Linked DNA regions of Mus musculus: region 2 is linked to region 1. A link is a loop called in an ENCODE intact Hi-C map of the cell type or tissue named here. Cell type or tissue: left cerebral cortex. All regions are shown on one strand.

The links. A loop is a pair of places that touch in the nucleus more often than their neighbours do. Peaks named below come from ENCODE experiments on the same cell type or tissue, not always from the same donor. Only the 100,000 strongest peaks of a DNase experiment are listed, where the experiment ranks them.
Region 2: a loop joins it to region 1, with 2.6 times the contacts of the local background. A loop is called at or near these places in 3 of 42 quality-filtered maps.

What each region holds. Positions count from the first base shown.
Region 1 is chr16:6,345,806-6,353,805 of GRCm38, reverse strand. It overlaps a transcript of Rbfox1 not described here. Among named protein-coding and RNA genes, the nearest start is that of Gm36824, 240 kb to the right of the region's middle. In left cerebral cortex, a CTCF peak has its summit at 5,162; DNase peaks (open chromatin) are centred at 3,562, 4,197, 4,782, 5,000 and 3 more places; H3K4me3 peaks cover 4,273 bases; H3K27ac peaks cover 3,292 bases.
Region 2 is chr16:6,423,535-6,431,534 of GRCm38, reverse strand. It overlaps a transcript of Rbfox1 not described here. Among named protein-coding and RNA genes, the nearest start is that of Gm36824, 320 kb to the right of the region's middle. In left cerebral cortex, CTCF peaks have their summits at 345 and 3,999; DNase peaks (open chromatin) are centred at 1,194, 3,757, 4,008, 6,577 and 1 more place; H3K27ac peaks cover 634 bases.

The sequences.
Region 1 (8,000 bases):
GAGCAATATCCATGGGGCACAATCACCCTGAGGACCATAGGAAAATAGCCTTATGTCCTTAATCCACTGACCAATGCCCAGAGGAAGTAAGTACAAGGCAGAGTGTACTATGTGAGCCACTGAACTATTCTGATGGTCACTGTGCCCGGATAAGTACCCTTTCTGTTCTCATGTTCTAACACAAACACAAGACCTCTATCTATGCATCCCAACAACTATAACAGCTATGGGGATACCCTGTACCACAGCAGCACGATTTTCTGACAAGCAGAGATTTCAATCTGAGAACAAGTACAGGCATCAACAGCAAATGATGCAGAACGGTTGAGAGGAGCGAAGGGAGGGCTGCAGAGCCTCATACACCATCCGTAAGGCACCGTGTCCTTTCTGCACAACCAGCAGCAGCAGAAAGGGCTGCTTGACTTTGGTAGTACTGGAGTGAGTTGGCAGCATGAGGCAGATGGTGCTGGAGGGGCCTCCTCAGGATGTGTGGGTATGCACAATATTTGTGTGATGGCATAGAGCAGGCTGGAAAATTAAGCTCATTGGTGAAAAACTGCAGGCAATCCAGTGGGGTCAGATTGGACTAAGCATTGCTCCAGAAGCATGCCCATTTTAAAGAAAAATAAGCTTTGGTAAACAAGACAAACATGAACCCGAAATGCTAGACTTCAATTCTGTAGAAACAGGAAGGTGAGCAAAATCAAGAAAATAACCAGACTTAACATTGCCTAAGACATATTCATATGTAAAAACGAATGTATATGTACTACATATACATAAATAGATAATCCATATATCTGTCTATCTATTCATCACCTCATCTACCTATCAATCTCATCACATCTTTGGAAACATTGGGTATGCTTTTATATTTCTATCTCTGTTTGAAGAGTCTCCTCTGGCCTCCATTAGATCTGGCCAGAGGCTCACAGCTGATAAATGCCAGTAAACTAATTACGATTAGTTCCCCAATCCAGCTTCAAACTTCACCCAGGATTATTTCATAGCAACTACTTGATTGTCTCTAACGTCCAGTGGACCCGGTTCACATCTGTGACATCAAAGCATTTGGACATCACAAGCAAGGGAGGAACGGGAGGCCTTCATCACCTACTGGTTATGCAAGCACCTAACCAGAAAGAACACTTTGAAATTTTTATGGAGCAGGAAAAATTGGAAGCATACTAATCTAGGCAGTGAAATTGGGCTTTTTGTCATGTTTAATTGCTTGAATTCATAACCTAGTTCTACTGAATCAAAAGCAAGTTGTTACCGCTGACGTTAGCTGTTTGGGCCTTCCGGGCACACAAGCAACAGATAACCCCACAACTTCTCGCATCAACCTCAGACCAATTAAAAAAATTAGCCCCTGAAATTGTTGGAGACATCAGAGTTATTGAATAATTTAATTTGCAAGAGTTTCCAACCCGAGTGCTGACTTTCAGAGTTCTTTGCTTTGCTGCTGTGGAAGCTGAGGGATGAGACGTGAATCCCTGTCTCCAAGGACTAGCATTCCAGTTGGTTTTGTGTGACTTAATTTAATTGCACTCTCCTTTGTCATGTTCTCTACTGTTTACTATGTTTCACAATACACAAGAATGTCCTGCCAAGCACAACAATGAGAAAAAAATAGGACAAACCCAGACACCCATGAACACATGCAAAACCTGAGAGTCCCCACACTCCCAAGTTTCTACTAAGCAACAAAATCAAGTCTAATACACAAAACAACTAACTAACCACTTTGAAGGGTTCATACCTTCTCTTTTGTATTCACTTTTGTATTTATTAGAAAATCAGAACAAGGTGGGAAATTAAGTTCTTAAAGGGGATATTTAATTCCATAGTAATTATCTCTTTTTAGAAACTGTATTTTCATATTTCCCATAAGATATACTCTGATCATAGTCTTTCTCCTCCACCATCCACTCACAAATCCTCCCCGCATCCATACAAACCTAAACTCATGTTCTTTTGCTTTCAAAGCGTCCCCTCAAACGCCTTTTGTGATAACTTCAGTATTAAACATGTAAAATTCAAAATGCAAGATCTAAAAATGAAGTCAATGTTAACAATAGACTTTTACTACATTCTTATTTTACCATTAGTAGTAGTAGTGTGTATGAGAGAGAGGGGGAGGGTGGCAGGGGAGACAGAGTACACATGTGGAGATCGGAGGACAGCTTTCAGAAGTCTGTTTTCTCCTTCAACACACATGGGTCCTAGGAATTGAACTCAGGTTGTGAGACTTGGTGCCAAGCTCCCTTATGCAACGGCATATCTCAACCTCCCAATAACAAACGTTTGTTAGATCACACAGTTTTGTTTGTTTGTTTGTTTGTTTGTTTTAACTTTGCAGAGCACTTTTGGCTTCTTAATGAAACCGCTCTGAATCAATGCAGCTTAACGACATGAACTCTTTCGTAGGCTATATTAGTGTGTACTTAGATGAAAAAGGATTTTTTTCAATCGTATTTTCTTCTCTCAACCAAAGTCAATAAATGGGTGGAGGATTTCTGATAGTGATGAATGTCAAATATCCCATTTGTTATAAAATGTGACGATACCGTGATCATCACTGAGATGTAGGCAACTGTTCAAACATACCTTTTTCCTCACATCCCCTTTAACTTTTGCATCCTGCTCTTCCTGGAGAGAAAGGCAAGGCTCTAGAGATCAAGCTGTGGTGGGTAATAGTCAGTTAGCCCTCTGGAAGAGTGAACGAAACACATTTGACTTTTGTCATGCTCCATTGTTGTTACAGTTAAACCTGCCCTATGTCAGTGATGACAGTTACATCTATCAGGTCCAAGGGACGACAGATTAAAATGGCCCTGCAGTAAAATGCAGACAGGGAACAGAGAAAATAAAAGTTTGAATACAGAGTTACAGCTGCAAAACTACACTTATCTCAGTAAAGTTCTACATGGTAAAAAAAAAAAAAATCTTGCCAGTCACCCGGCCATCACCCCACAGTCTCTCTGTGGGGCCAGGGCCTTTTCCCAAAGTCAGGATGAGAAGAAATGAAGAGTAAAGTCTGCACATTCACTTTCTGTAGGGCCAGGATACAGGGGGTGGGGGTATCTGATGCTAAATGTCTTGCATATGAGCAAAGTGTTCCGGGGCAAAAGCAAATCAGGTTCCGAGTCTCCTTTGGGTGCTAAACATTTGTTAGGCGACGTATAGCAGAAGCAACCTGAAAGGCTGCTCAGAGAAAGGAAGTAAATAAGGGCAGAGAAATGCAAAGAACGAAATGGATGCACAAGTGAGGGCAGAGAGAAAGGAAGCCGAGGAGGGGGAGTCCCTCCTGTCTTCCAGGCCTGGACTGGAGCAATTTCTTCTTCCAAATCTTTGGCTTATTCCAGGTGAGGTCACAGGGATGGAGTGAGTGAAGGAGAACAGCAGAATCGGCTTCTTACAGGAACTTGCAAGCGCTGGGATCTCTCCACCGCCCGCTCGGTGGTGAGCAGCTGTGGCCGATATAGATGACCGACCTGAACACAACCCTCTACAAACTTAAACACTGCCTATCCCCAACATAACTCACTACCCTCCACGGATACTCTCACCCTTGGAGCCTGTGTGGGTTAAAACTATGGGAATTTCAGAAAGGCTTGGAAGCCTATGAGGCAGACCATTTGCTATGTAGCTATATAGGATAACCACACAATAATTTGTCTTACTTCCTCAAAACACACTACACTCATACCTGAAAGGCTAAAATGTAAACCCTGAGTAAATTCTGAGCTATCGCCTGATGCCGGAAGTCAACCTCTTCTGATGATATAATCATTTTACTAATGGGGTGCTGCCACAAAACTTTGGGTTCAGAATCCCTATCAAATCCCCCGAAAGTGGAAGACAGGAAAACACAGCTCTCTTGTCAAAAGAAATATTCAGAACCCTCAGTTTCGCCTATCATCTGGAAGTAATGGCTGGAGGGATGGGCTAGATAGACTCTTCACAGGTACTGTTTCTGTTCTAAGAAGCGACGTGTACAACACTGTGTGTACATGTTCCCTCATTGGCTCTCCCAGGAAAGACTGCTCTTCCGTGAGATAGCACAGCTCTGGGCTTATTTTTCCTTTTTTCAATAGAAAGCATGCGTTCAATATTGTTCGTGGAATGCCTCTTTCACTGGCATCTAGAAATCGGGAATGGTCTAAGAGCAGGATGCCAGCATGATGGGCAGGGTCGACCTGTCTCTGGCGACATGCAATGCTTCTGCACATGCACGCACAGGCGCGTGCCAACTTTCCAAACGCGCGGCCCATCTGCCCATTCACAACCCCCGCCCCATCTTCTTTGCAAAATCCAGCCCTAGCCTGCGGGTCTTGTAACACCAGTCCTTAATAAACGCTTATTCATCTCTGGGAATAAAGTTCAACAGAGCCAATGGCTATTTCCAGGGAAGTTCCCCGCGAACTTCCACTTGGTAAAAGTGAATCCATCCACCCTCTGGTCCCCCAGCCCGTCTAAGCTCCCTGGGTATTGAGGGACCCTCGGGGACCCTCGGGGAGCCCAGGGCGAATCCCAGATTGTATCCCACAGGACTCCGGAGCTGAACTTACCTACCCTGTGTAATTCACTCGCTGCAAACACATTTGCGTCCTGCCATTGCCTCTCAAGACTCCCTGAGCTCCATCCACCGCCAGGTCCGGATTCTGATCCGCGGCCCCAGAGGTGCACACGCCCGCCCGCCACCTTCTCTGAGCTAACGTTGGACAGCGGCTGGCGGCGGCTCGCCTGCCACAGGCAGCCCCGAATGTCAATTCGCACACTCCTCCCCCTGCCGCCCGCCCCCGTCCCTGCGCGCCCTCCTCCCAAGCATCCGTCCAGCGGGCTTCGGGATGCTCGGATGCTGGTGCCAGAGTTGCCTCCCCTCCCTCCCATCCAGTCTCTTGCTCCCCCTCCCACAGTGTCTCCGTGCCTCCCTCGCTCGCCTTACCTGAAGGGCATCTCCCACGACTGCAATTAGCTGCCAGGATTTCATCGCCCGCTGCAAAAGCGCCTCCTGCTCCCTCTCTTGCTACATCGCATTGGGAGAAACGCAAGGCGGGAGAAGTGCCGGGGCAGCAGCAGCAGCAGAGAATGGTACCCACGTGCTAGCAATGCCAATGATTCTAGCTCTCTCTGCTGGGCTGGCCGCGCCTTCGCCTGCCTGGGCTGTTTTGCTCCAGCCACCAGCAGGTGTTCAAGGCCTTGAACAAGCGAGAGGGCCAGAGATCCAGCAGGCACAAGAGCGAGCGCGCGGTGCAGGGAGGTAATCAAAGCTCCAGGAACACACAAAGACAAGCCTACTGCCATGCGGCGCTGACAGCGACATGACGGACAGATGAACTGGACGCCTGGTTTTTATTTTAATTTTTACCAAGTCTAGCAACTGAGGGAAGAACTGCAAGCCACCCCCTTTGCCAAGCACTTGGAAAGTGAGCAAACTGATGGCATAATCTCACCACCACCCCCCCCCCAGCACGTGTCTCTTCCCTTGTTCTTTCAAGCATTAAATATGTACCACATGACAGAATAGGGCACCTTGCACAGTCCCCAGAGTCCTCACTTGACAACCAATTTTAACTCAGGAGCAATGAGATGTCCAAGGCAGGATATCAGCGCTGGCAATTACTTACGCTACTCCCTGCATTATTCAAAATGTCCATAGCCAGTATTTATGATTTCCAATCTGCGACTTCATGGAGGAATTCCGGGAGGCTGGGAGACCCCCCTCCCTACCTCTTCATATCCCCCACGAGGTAGCTGTACTCCATTTAGGGGGTTGACTCCTTGGCATCTCAAATCTCCCAGCTCTTGTGCTAAATGAGAAAGCGCTGAACTTTGCTCTTGCTTTGAAGGGCTAGATACTTTTGGTGGAAGTTCAAAGATTGGCTTTGAAATGGATTAGCATCCAAGCAAATGTCCTTTTCCCTTCCCCAAAGCCCTCACAGATCCCTACCCCTGTCTCCGTGTCTGTGTCTCCATCTCTGTCACTGTCTATCTCTGTCTCTGTCTCTGTGTGTCTCTCTCTCTTTCTCTTTCTCTCTCTCTCTCTCTCTCTCTCTCTCTCTCTCTCTCTCTCTCTCCCTCCCTCCCTCCCTCTCTCTCTCTCTCTCTCTTTCTCTCTCTCTCTCTCTCTCTCTCTCTCTCTCTCTCGTGTGTGTGTGTGTGTGTGTGTGTGTGTGTGTGTGTGTGAGAGAGAGAGAGAGAGAGAGAGAGAGAGAATCAGGTATCAGTTACGTGTTAATGGCACATGGTCTAACTGCCACAACCAAACAAAGATCCTGTGTAGGGTCTAAACCTTCATTCATGGAAGCAGGGCTTTTGAATGTAAAGCAATTAATGTTCTTATTTTCTCTCTTTCTAATAGTGGGAACTGCAGTATACATTCATGAGAATGCCCTTGCTTTTTCAAGTGTATATGAGTTGGATGTAATCATTCTACGCATACAATTTACCTGTAAAAATGAGTGAGTGAGTGTGTGTGTGTGTGTGTACACATATATATTCTGTCCTACCTTTGGTGAAGAGTAAAGTTTTTACTGCCTTGCCATACTATCTTATTTAAAACTGGAAGACCCAACACACAGAAAATGGCAGTTTTCTATACTGGTAAGCAAATTTAAAACTTGATAAATCTCTCTAGTATTTATTTTCACATTTATTGCAGCTCCGCACCAAGGCCATTTTCGAGGGTTTTTCCAGAATGTGCCAAGGTCTTACATAACCATCACCCGTCTCTCTCACCTCAGGAAGTCAATGATTTTCTCCTTCCATTTGAAGTGTGTTTTGATACCGCTTTAAGATAATGCTTTCAGTTCGTTTGTGGAGTTAATCATGTTAATCTTAGTTTAATATGTCTTTCCTGGGAACAGTGACATTTAAAGGAGGGGGGAAAAAAGAAGAAATCGAGTGAAAATGGATACCCAAGGATAACCTGGGACACAGTGGATTCCACTCCCCAGTTCCTTTCACATGCTTTTCTGTTTCCTAGGCTGGCCTGGAACTCGTGCTATGGCTGAGGATGACACTGAATTTGTGGTCCTTAAGCCCACAGCTAATCATTGCTAGGATTATGAGCATGCTAGGCCTGTGTGGTTCTGAGACTCCAAATCTGCTTCATACACTAGGCAAGCACCTTACCACCTAACTGTGGCCCATCTGCAGACCCAAAGTTAACTTCCTAACCTGTATCAGACCCTGGATGCCTGTCTCAACAGAATTAGGGGGGGGAAGGAGAGGTGTTTAGACTGCAGCTTGCTGGTGCCCTGTGCAATTACTGAGATCCATGGCTATAAAGCATTATCATCACAGCACAAACTTCATTCTCCTTGGGATCATTTGGTTCACAAATCAGTTCACAAAAGCAAGGTTATTCGAAGTGAAACGTGGAACGGGTGGCCGGTGGGGAGACAGTGAGTCCTAATTACAGCCTCATTGTCCCTGTGTTCTCGGGCACATATGGCCATTTAATCACTGCGTGTGACAACCTTGGCAGATGTTGCCAGACCTGGTTATTGATATAAATTGCTATACTCATGTGGATATGGTACAGCTAAGAGTTAAAACTCTGTCCGAATTCATCCACAGGGAAATAGGGTCTCCTCAAGCATCTGGAGCTACAGGACAAGATGATGCCGGGACCGGGCTGGTTTTTCCCTCCTGGCCTGCAAGGGAACATGTCTCCCTGCAAGAATGAGAGAAGAGCCACCCCAATGCACCCACAGGCACAGGATCACCATTGGGAAAGCATGCACACCCAGCAAGCAGCAAACAGAATCACTCTTAACATGTGTCCTAAAAACATACCCAAAAGGCATATTCTTCAGTGTAATTTTCTAACGTTCATAACACTCCTCGTAGATACCCATTGAATTTTTTTAAAAAAAATTAGCATATCCTAACCTGGAATACTATACAGCAATAAAAACACTGCACAAATACATCATTTCTTCATACGTTGCTATGTAGAGGACTAAAAGGACTGAAGAATGCTGCCCTGC
Region 2 (8,000 bases), 78 kb before region 1:
TGCCTATGATCCTACAGATAACATGAACCAGGAAGCCATGGGAAATAGAAGGTCACATCTATTCTAGGCTATAGCCCAAGTGTCCACCAGCTTGAGTATACCTGCCAAAGAAGCAGAATTTTCTCAAGGAGAGAAGTGTTGCAGAGTCAAAAAAATCATGCTGTTAACAGACAAGGAAGGTGTCTTTTAGAACTAAGCCTAGCAGAGCAATCTGGTGCATTCGCCAGATGAAGAAGGAAGTATATGCTACAGTGTCCCCAAATGCACCCATTACATCCATGCCAAAAAAAAAAAAAGGCAAGAAGAAAAGATGGTTGCTGGTGTGTCTCTGAGATGCCAGTGGGTGTCACTGCCTCCTCACAGAGCTCTGAGGGCACCTGCAGCAGGCTGCGCTGCCTCAGACACCCTACTTGCTCAGCACAGAGCCCTAAACCTGAAGTCTTCTGCACCAAGTGACCCTTTCTAAGACTTCTCATCCTGGTGTCTCAAAGATCAGATGACAGAGATGTTCTCTCAGACATCCCCCTCAGCAGTGTGTCTCTAGAAAGCTGAGATGGATCAGAGGTAGAGGAATGGCAGGGATCTGGACTATTGGTGACTGAGAGAAATGCCAATGCTTTTCCCAGTGACCACAATGAGTAGAAGACAAGCCAGGGTAGCAGAATATCCTTAAAGGAACTCCTCAAAATTGACAAAAAGACATGCTTGGATACAGAAGAGAGCCCTCCCTGGCTCCCACTCTCCCAAAGTAGGGAGTAAATTCTCCCAGTTCCATGCACAGATAGGTGATGGAAGACATCTGAGGTCGCAGGACTCTCCAGAGTTTGGAGAATTGCTGGGGTAGAGGGGGGAACCATGGGTAGAAGTTCTCTAAGGGACCAAAAGGGGTATGGGCATAGCATTGGCTAGGGAGATCTTCAAGGTCTGAGCTCTGGGCAAAGGGGCTTAACCAGACACCTAAAATGCTTGCCCGTCTGTCAGGCATGATTATAGGGCTTGCCTATTCTGCCATTAGATTGGAGTTCAAGGTCACCCATGGAAATTATTTACAGTGCAGAAGAAGGTCAGAGAATACAAAAGGCATAAATCAGACTGAATGAACATCCACAGAGGCTAAAGTGGGATGCCATGAATGACCACAGACAAGCTTAGGGAAGCTAGGTTTCAGTTTGTAGTCATGTGTGCAGGTTTGATCTCATGGAACACCAAAAGCCACTTTGTGTGTGTGAAGATGCCACAGCAAAATGCATTCTTTTCTTTTTGTAGGCTCACTTTTGAAAAATAGGCAAAGTAAAGAAAAGAAAACTTCCAACCACTGCCATTTTAAAAATAGCACATACCCATTAAAGAAGAGGTGTAAAATTCATAATTAGATCTTGGATGACTGGTAGAGCTCTACTGGCTTTTTCAGTGTCTCCTACAGTGCTGGAAGCAGATTAATTAATGCATCATGAAAGTAAGCAAGTATTCACATACATGATACATACCCATTTTATACACAAAAATAATCTAAACACCACATATATACAAAGTACATTTCTATGCAAATTATACAGTCCTCATACACACATGCAAACATACACATACACACAAGTAATATCTTCTGTACTCTTTTTTTATTTTTTAAGCAAGAACTGAGTTGCCTAGACTGGCCTTGAACTTAATCTGTAGCTCAGGCTAGGCCTTCAACTGCTGTCCTCCTGCTTCAGACACTGAAGGGGCTGCAGTCACAGGCATGGGCCACTATCACTGGCAGCACAAATGCATCGTGGAAGGTGACTGCCACATCATTTTAAGATGTCAGATGGACCTTGGAGCTAAAGCAATGACAGTGGTGAAAGATGTTTGAAGCTCTACCTGAGGACCTGAGTTCAGCGCCTGTGTCAGCTTGTGCATAGCTACTCGTAGCTCCAGCTGTAGAAGATCCAGTGCCCTTGCCTGGCCTGTTTGGGTACCACACACATATGCCCAGGCATGCATACAGACATATCTACACACATAAACATATTAAATGGGCATTTAAATATAAGATAGAACTTCCCACATTAACAAGTATCCCAGGAAGCTTTCCAAGTATGAAGGGCACACTCTGTGTTGTTTCCTTCATATTTAATAGAGCTTTTTGTTCTTGTACATAGAATGACTGCTGGAAACAGTATGCAAGGCTGCCACTGAGCTGCCCATCTATGCAAATCCTAATGATGTGGAGTGGTCATGGTGATTGTGGTAGAATGAATAGAACACTGTGGACAGTGAGAAGTGAGAAGAGACAAGCTGCCATCAGTGTGGCCACCTACCATGCTCCATACACAATTTTTGTCATAAAGTCATTACAGGAAGAATAATTGTATGCCCTCAGTGGTTCTAGTGCTCTGGCAATCCATCTGGCCCTCTTCTTTTTGTGTAACAACTATTTTCTGACCATTCACTTTTCCCTATTCAGTTGATATAAGGAAGTTTACCAGTAAGAGACTCAGGGGAACTCTCCATATTGAGTAGGTTAAGGATGAGGGTTCCCAGAGAAGAATAACTACCCAAGCTTTGTCATATCCCCTTTCCAAATCCCTGTGTTCTAGTAAGATTTCTATTGCTAGAAACACAATCTCCAATCAAAAGCAAGTAGGGGATGGAAGGGCCTACTTGCCTCACACTTCCAGGATGCAGTACACTGGGGAAGTCCAGGTAGGGACCATGGAGGAACAGTCTGTGGGCTCATACCCTGGCCTATTCTTAGCTAAATCCCTTATACATCCCAGGACTACCTTACCAGAAAATGAATGGTGCTACTCAGACCAACATCAATTAATAATCAAGACAGCACCTCCGGACATGCTCACAGGACAATCTTATTTGGGCAGTCCCTCAACTGAAACTCCCTTCTCAGGTGTCTTTGGGGTGTGACAATTAAAACTTAGTCAGAAACCACTCCAGCAATTTGTTCATTCCTTCTCTTACAATCTGAAGGGAAAGACTCAATAAAAGGAAGGAACACATTTACAGCATTGCTCAGTATAGAAACCCATGTGAGTACTGATCCTGCTAGATCAAGGTCACCTCATTGAGGTTCTTGGAAACCATGGCTCTCAGAGTTGTCCCCACTCTCCAATGTGGCGTTTGCAGTAGTCGCATCTACCTTCCTCTCCAGTTTTTGGTTCCCCTTGGAAGAACAGCTCATATCATTAAGAGGAAGAGGCTCTGACAATTTCCAAAGAAGCCTTTGGGGAATAGACCCCTTTTGTTTGTAGTTATCAAAACAAATTACGCGCTACATGCCTGAAAGGATGTTGACTTCAAGATGTCTTCCCTGGGGACCCTCAAAGTCGCAAATGTGAATTCTAAACCTTTGTCTTATAAAGGCCAATCTGAAATGTGCGCTGATCTGAATAGGGCTTGCTCCTTAGTGATCAGGGAGGACTCTATATTTGGAACACAATAACACCATTTAGAAAGCAGGGCGCTCTGGGTCCCTGATTAATGAACTGAAGCGCATCTCTACAATCCAGGGCCCTGCAGCTTGGAGTCAAAGCCATGCACAATACTTCCTTCTCCCCACCCGACCCCTCCCGGACCTAGCCGCAAAAGATGGTATTTCAAAGTCAGTTCAGTCTATAGAAGTAAAATAGTTATAATAATTGAGGAAAAATATTAGTGATTTCCATGCTTAAACAAATGGCACATGGCACATAAATTGCACCATCTGCTATGACTTTCCCCGAGTAGGAAGCTGGCAAATATTGTATAATCATCTACATATGACAGATAATTTCCAGCCAAGTCTAAATAAAAAAGTGCTTTGTCTTCAGGCATCATTTTAAAAAGCCAGAGACATAAGGTAAACAATCAAATGTTATCTCACTGTTTACTTTCCCCATCAAACACACACAAAACTGGTTTATGGACATGTATATATTACTATACATAGATAAAGACTTGATGATATTTTAAAAATTTTTTCTTTATGTGTGTGTGGGCACATACTTGCAAATGGATATGCTTGCAGGTGCCCTTGCCAACCAGAAGAGGATGTCAGGTCCTCTGGAGCTAGAGTTGCAAGTAGTTGTGAGCTGACCAATGAAGATGCTGGGAAGCAACTTGGGAACTCCAGAAGAGAAGAAAGCACTCTGAACCGATAAGCCGTCTCTCCAGCTCCAGACACAGCATACTAAATTTATGCTTAGGAAGCACATATGAGCACAAGCTTAGTCTATCATGCTTTAGTTTCTTCCTCCATTTTCTTCTCTCTCTTTTTTTTTTTTTTTTGAAAACTCAATTCAATGAATCCATTCATTTGTCTGCATGTCGGAAAGAGGATCATACTAGGTAGAGAAAGCTGCCCTTGATCCCCTGGTTGCCCCTCATGTATGCAAAGATTACATATCTACCCACCCACACTAGTTATAAATATCTGGACTCTGTATAATAACACCCTATTTAATGTACTTTTTGCTTACATTTATTTGTTTACTTGTGGTTGGGGAGGACATGTTCCAGCATGTATGTAGAGGTCAGAGAACACTTGTGAGGGTCAATTCTGCTCAGGTCATCAACACTAGTGGCAAGGACCATTATTTACTGAACCTTCTTACCTCTGCTCCACTGAATTTATATTTTAACCTGTACGCAGAAAGGCTTTCTGTTCAATTCTTGTTGGCTCACAGTACCATGAGAATTAAAGCAATAAAAATATTCAATATTAGGGAATAAATGTATGTTTCGGTGGAGGAGGTATGAGGCACCATGGGGATAATTTGCACAAACTGAAAAAAATAAATCCACTGTCAATGAAATCGTGTCCTTGCAGAACTCTTGAAGTTCCCTAATATAGAACAGAATTAGTGTAGTCAGATTTCATTTAAGCACAAGGCTTGGCCGTCCATTATTTAAACAGCACTGTCAGTCATGAAAGAATACTTCAAGCACATGACAACACAATTCTTCCCACACTGAAGGTTGCCCTCTAAATCAGAAGAGAACGTAAGGGCTTCCTAAGGACTCCTTCTCAAACAAATTACAGTCTGGCCGCACCAAAATGAATTTTATTATTGAGGACAAGTGAATTGTACAGTACTTATAGCAAACACATTAGAGGATTAAAATTGATTGAAGGAGATTGGATTTGAAAAGATATAAATAGGGAAGACATGAAAAATCTGCTCAAAGTGAACTTATCAAAACAGCAGTGGAATTCAGGCATCAGCCATTTGCCTCTGGAAGTCGCTTCCTGGTTGTCTATAGAGAGCGTAATGGAAAGGCTGCAGGGTGGTGGCACTATGTGATAATACACTATGGATGCAAGATAAGTGCTCACAGGGGTACACACTAATGTAGAAAGACTACATCATGGTAGTAGTACTGTGAGGATGGATTGTGGATGCGAGATGGAATGTACAAGCTCACACAAACAAGCCATGGAACCACAATGGCCAATTTTCCATCTTTCTGTGTATCAACCACTTGATGTGACTTCAAAAGAAGTTTCAAGTAATGGTAAATAGAATGTATATTCAGGGGTTTTCTGCCTTTTTCTGATTATCTGCAGGAATTTCACATTTCTTCAATGTGGATTGACTATGGGGTGATCATCATACAATGATTGACAATCCTTTGTACCCTGTGTTTAACATTCTTCTATTAGCTTGCCATAAGCACAGGTACTAGACCCTAGCAGCAACCCAATGTGCCATGCACTACCAGTAACACAAAAGTTCCCTTGTCTCCAGCACACAAGGACATCAAGAGACATAGAATTCAAATCTCAAGCTGCCCAGTTGAGGCAAGAGCTCATTTGCAAAATGCTTGTTTTACCAGCAACTGAGTAAGAGTTCAATCCCCAGAGCCCATGTAAGAAAAGCTAAATGTGGCACTGTATATATTTGTAATATACACTGTGGGGAGGTAGGGACAGGTGGGTCACTGGGGCTTGCTGGCCACCCAGCCTCACCTATTTGGACAGATTAAGGCTCATGAGCTACTATACATCAAACATCAAGATGGCTAGTGACTAATGAATAATGAGGTCATCTTCTGGTAGTCTCTACCCACATGTGTATGAGATCACATGTACACCTGGGCTAGATAGATCCAAGAACATCTATTCTAAAATATTAACATATCTGCTAGTTTTAATCATATAAGTAACACAACTTTCCTTACAACTGGCTGAAAGAATAGAAGGGGAGATCAGAAAATGGCTAGGGTATTATCTCACTGCTACATTCAGAAGTACCTGAACAAAATACACGACAGGCAGCTTTCAAATACAGCCACCTAAACTCTGCTCTGGTACCCATTTGTTGTTTGTTGACTCCTCCATAGTGTCCCATAGCTGGCCTATGGGGATGATGAAATATGAGATCCATGATGTATGTAGCTTAGATGTAATCTTAGCTTATAAAAGATTTATAAGTAAAGAGTTACATGTAAATTAAAAATCACTTCCATCTTTGGGACTCTCTTGCACACCCTCTCTTTCCCTCCTCCTTTTATCCTCCCCTTTCTACCCCCTACCCTGTTTCCATCCATCTCCGCCCTTTCCTTCCTCTTATAGCTTGTTTTGGGGAAAGCCATCTGCCACATTTCCAGGGCACTCTAGAAGCCTGCAGAGAGGCCCTGTGGTGAAGAACTGAGGTCTGCCAACAGCTACATGAGAGAGCTGGAAGACGACTCTATAGGTTTTTATTTTCTACTACCCTAGTTGACAGCAAAGTAACCATTACTTCACAGGATCCCAAAACTAAAGACACCCACAACCTTCAGAACCCCATGAGAATCTAAATATGTGTCATTTTAAGGGGCTAACTTACAGGGTAGTTTGTTACATAGCACTAGGTAGCAAATATGTGCTGCTCCCTATAAAATGGATCTATTAAAGACTTTCTAGACTTTAATTAACATGTTATTGTCTCCTTCACAGTTCCCATGCAAAGACGGGACAATCAAGTTACAACTTAAAAAGTGCATCATGATGTTTTAAGTAAACTTATGATTTTGTGTTGGGCTTCATCAATGGTTATCTCAGACTGTGCGAAGCTCACAGGATGCTGGTAGGACATGGCTGTTAGCAAATGAGGTTTGTTCATCAATTCTCTGATATTAATCAATTGCTTTAGACAAGCCAGTAGGATGCTGTACTTGAACTCCCTCCTGAGACTCACAATACAGAATGCAAACTGTATCAAACACTGAATATGCTCAAACATCTCTGGTTATCAGGCAGGTATCAGACACTGTGAGAGTGCTGGCCTGCAGTGCTGAAAACAAGCCATCCCCCCTTCTGTGTGTTCTCAGGGATGTAGGCTGACATCGAATAAGAAGACACATGAAGAAACGAATAAATAGTAACTTCTATAAAAGCAACAGGAAGCAGAGAGAATGAACAAGCATGTCTTTGGCTACAGCACTCACCCAAGTCTACCCTAAGGAAGAGAACATTTAGGAAAAGTCTGGAATGTCCCGGCTGGCTAGCTACCAAGAGGTCTGGGCTGGGAAAGACAATTCAAACTTCAGCTACAGATACCTCAGTCTTTCCTAATCTCTAAATTTGGAGACAGTGGTTACTTACACCACAATACAGAAAACTGAAACAAGAGTCTACACATGAATGCAATGTAATGTAAGTGTAGAAGCAACTAGCTACTTATCGGTACACACTTAAATCAACAGAACTGCTGGGGGTCAAGAGCACCTGTCTATAATCACTGTACTCGGGAGATGAAGGCAAAGGAGTAGCAGGATAGAAGCCAGAACGGGCCACACAGTAAGGGAAACCAACAAATCTTAACAATTGCAATCAGTAGATAAGCAGGACTACTTTGGTATGGCTTTTAAGCCACTAAGCCTCGGGCATCCTTCTCCCCACCCTCAAGGTAACAGCAGGGATATTTGCACAGCCTCCAGACTTAATAGAGTATCAGTCTCGGGGGAAACTAACTCAGTTACAGAGAGCCTGACCATTAATTTCAATGATTTGACTGTGTAATATAATGTTTCAATCCTGGAAC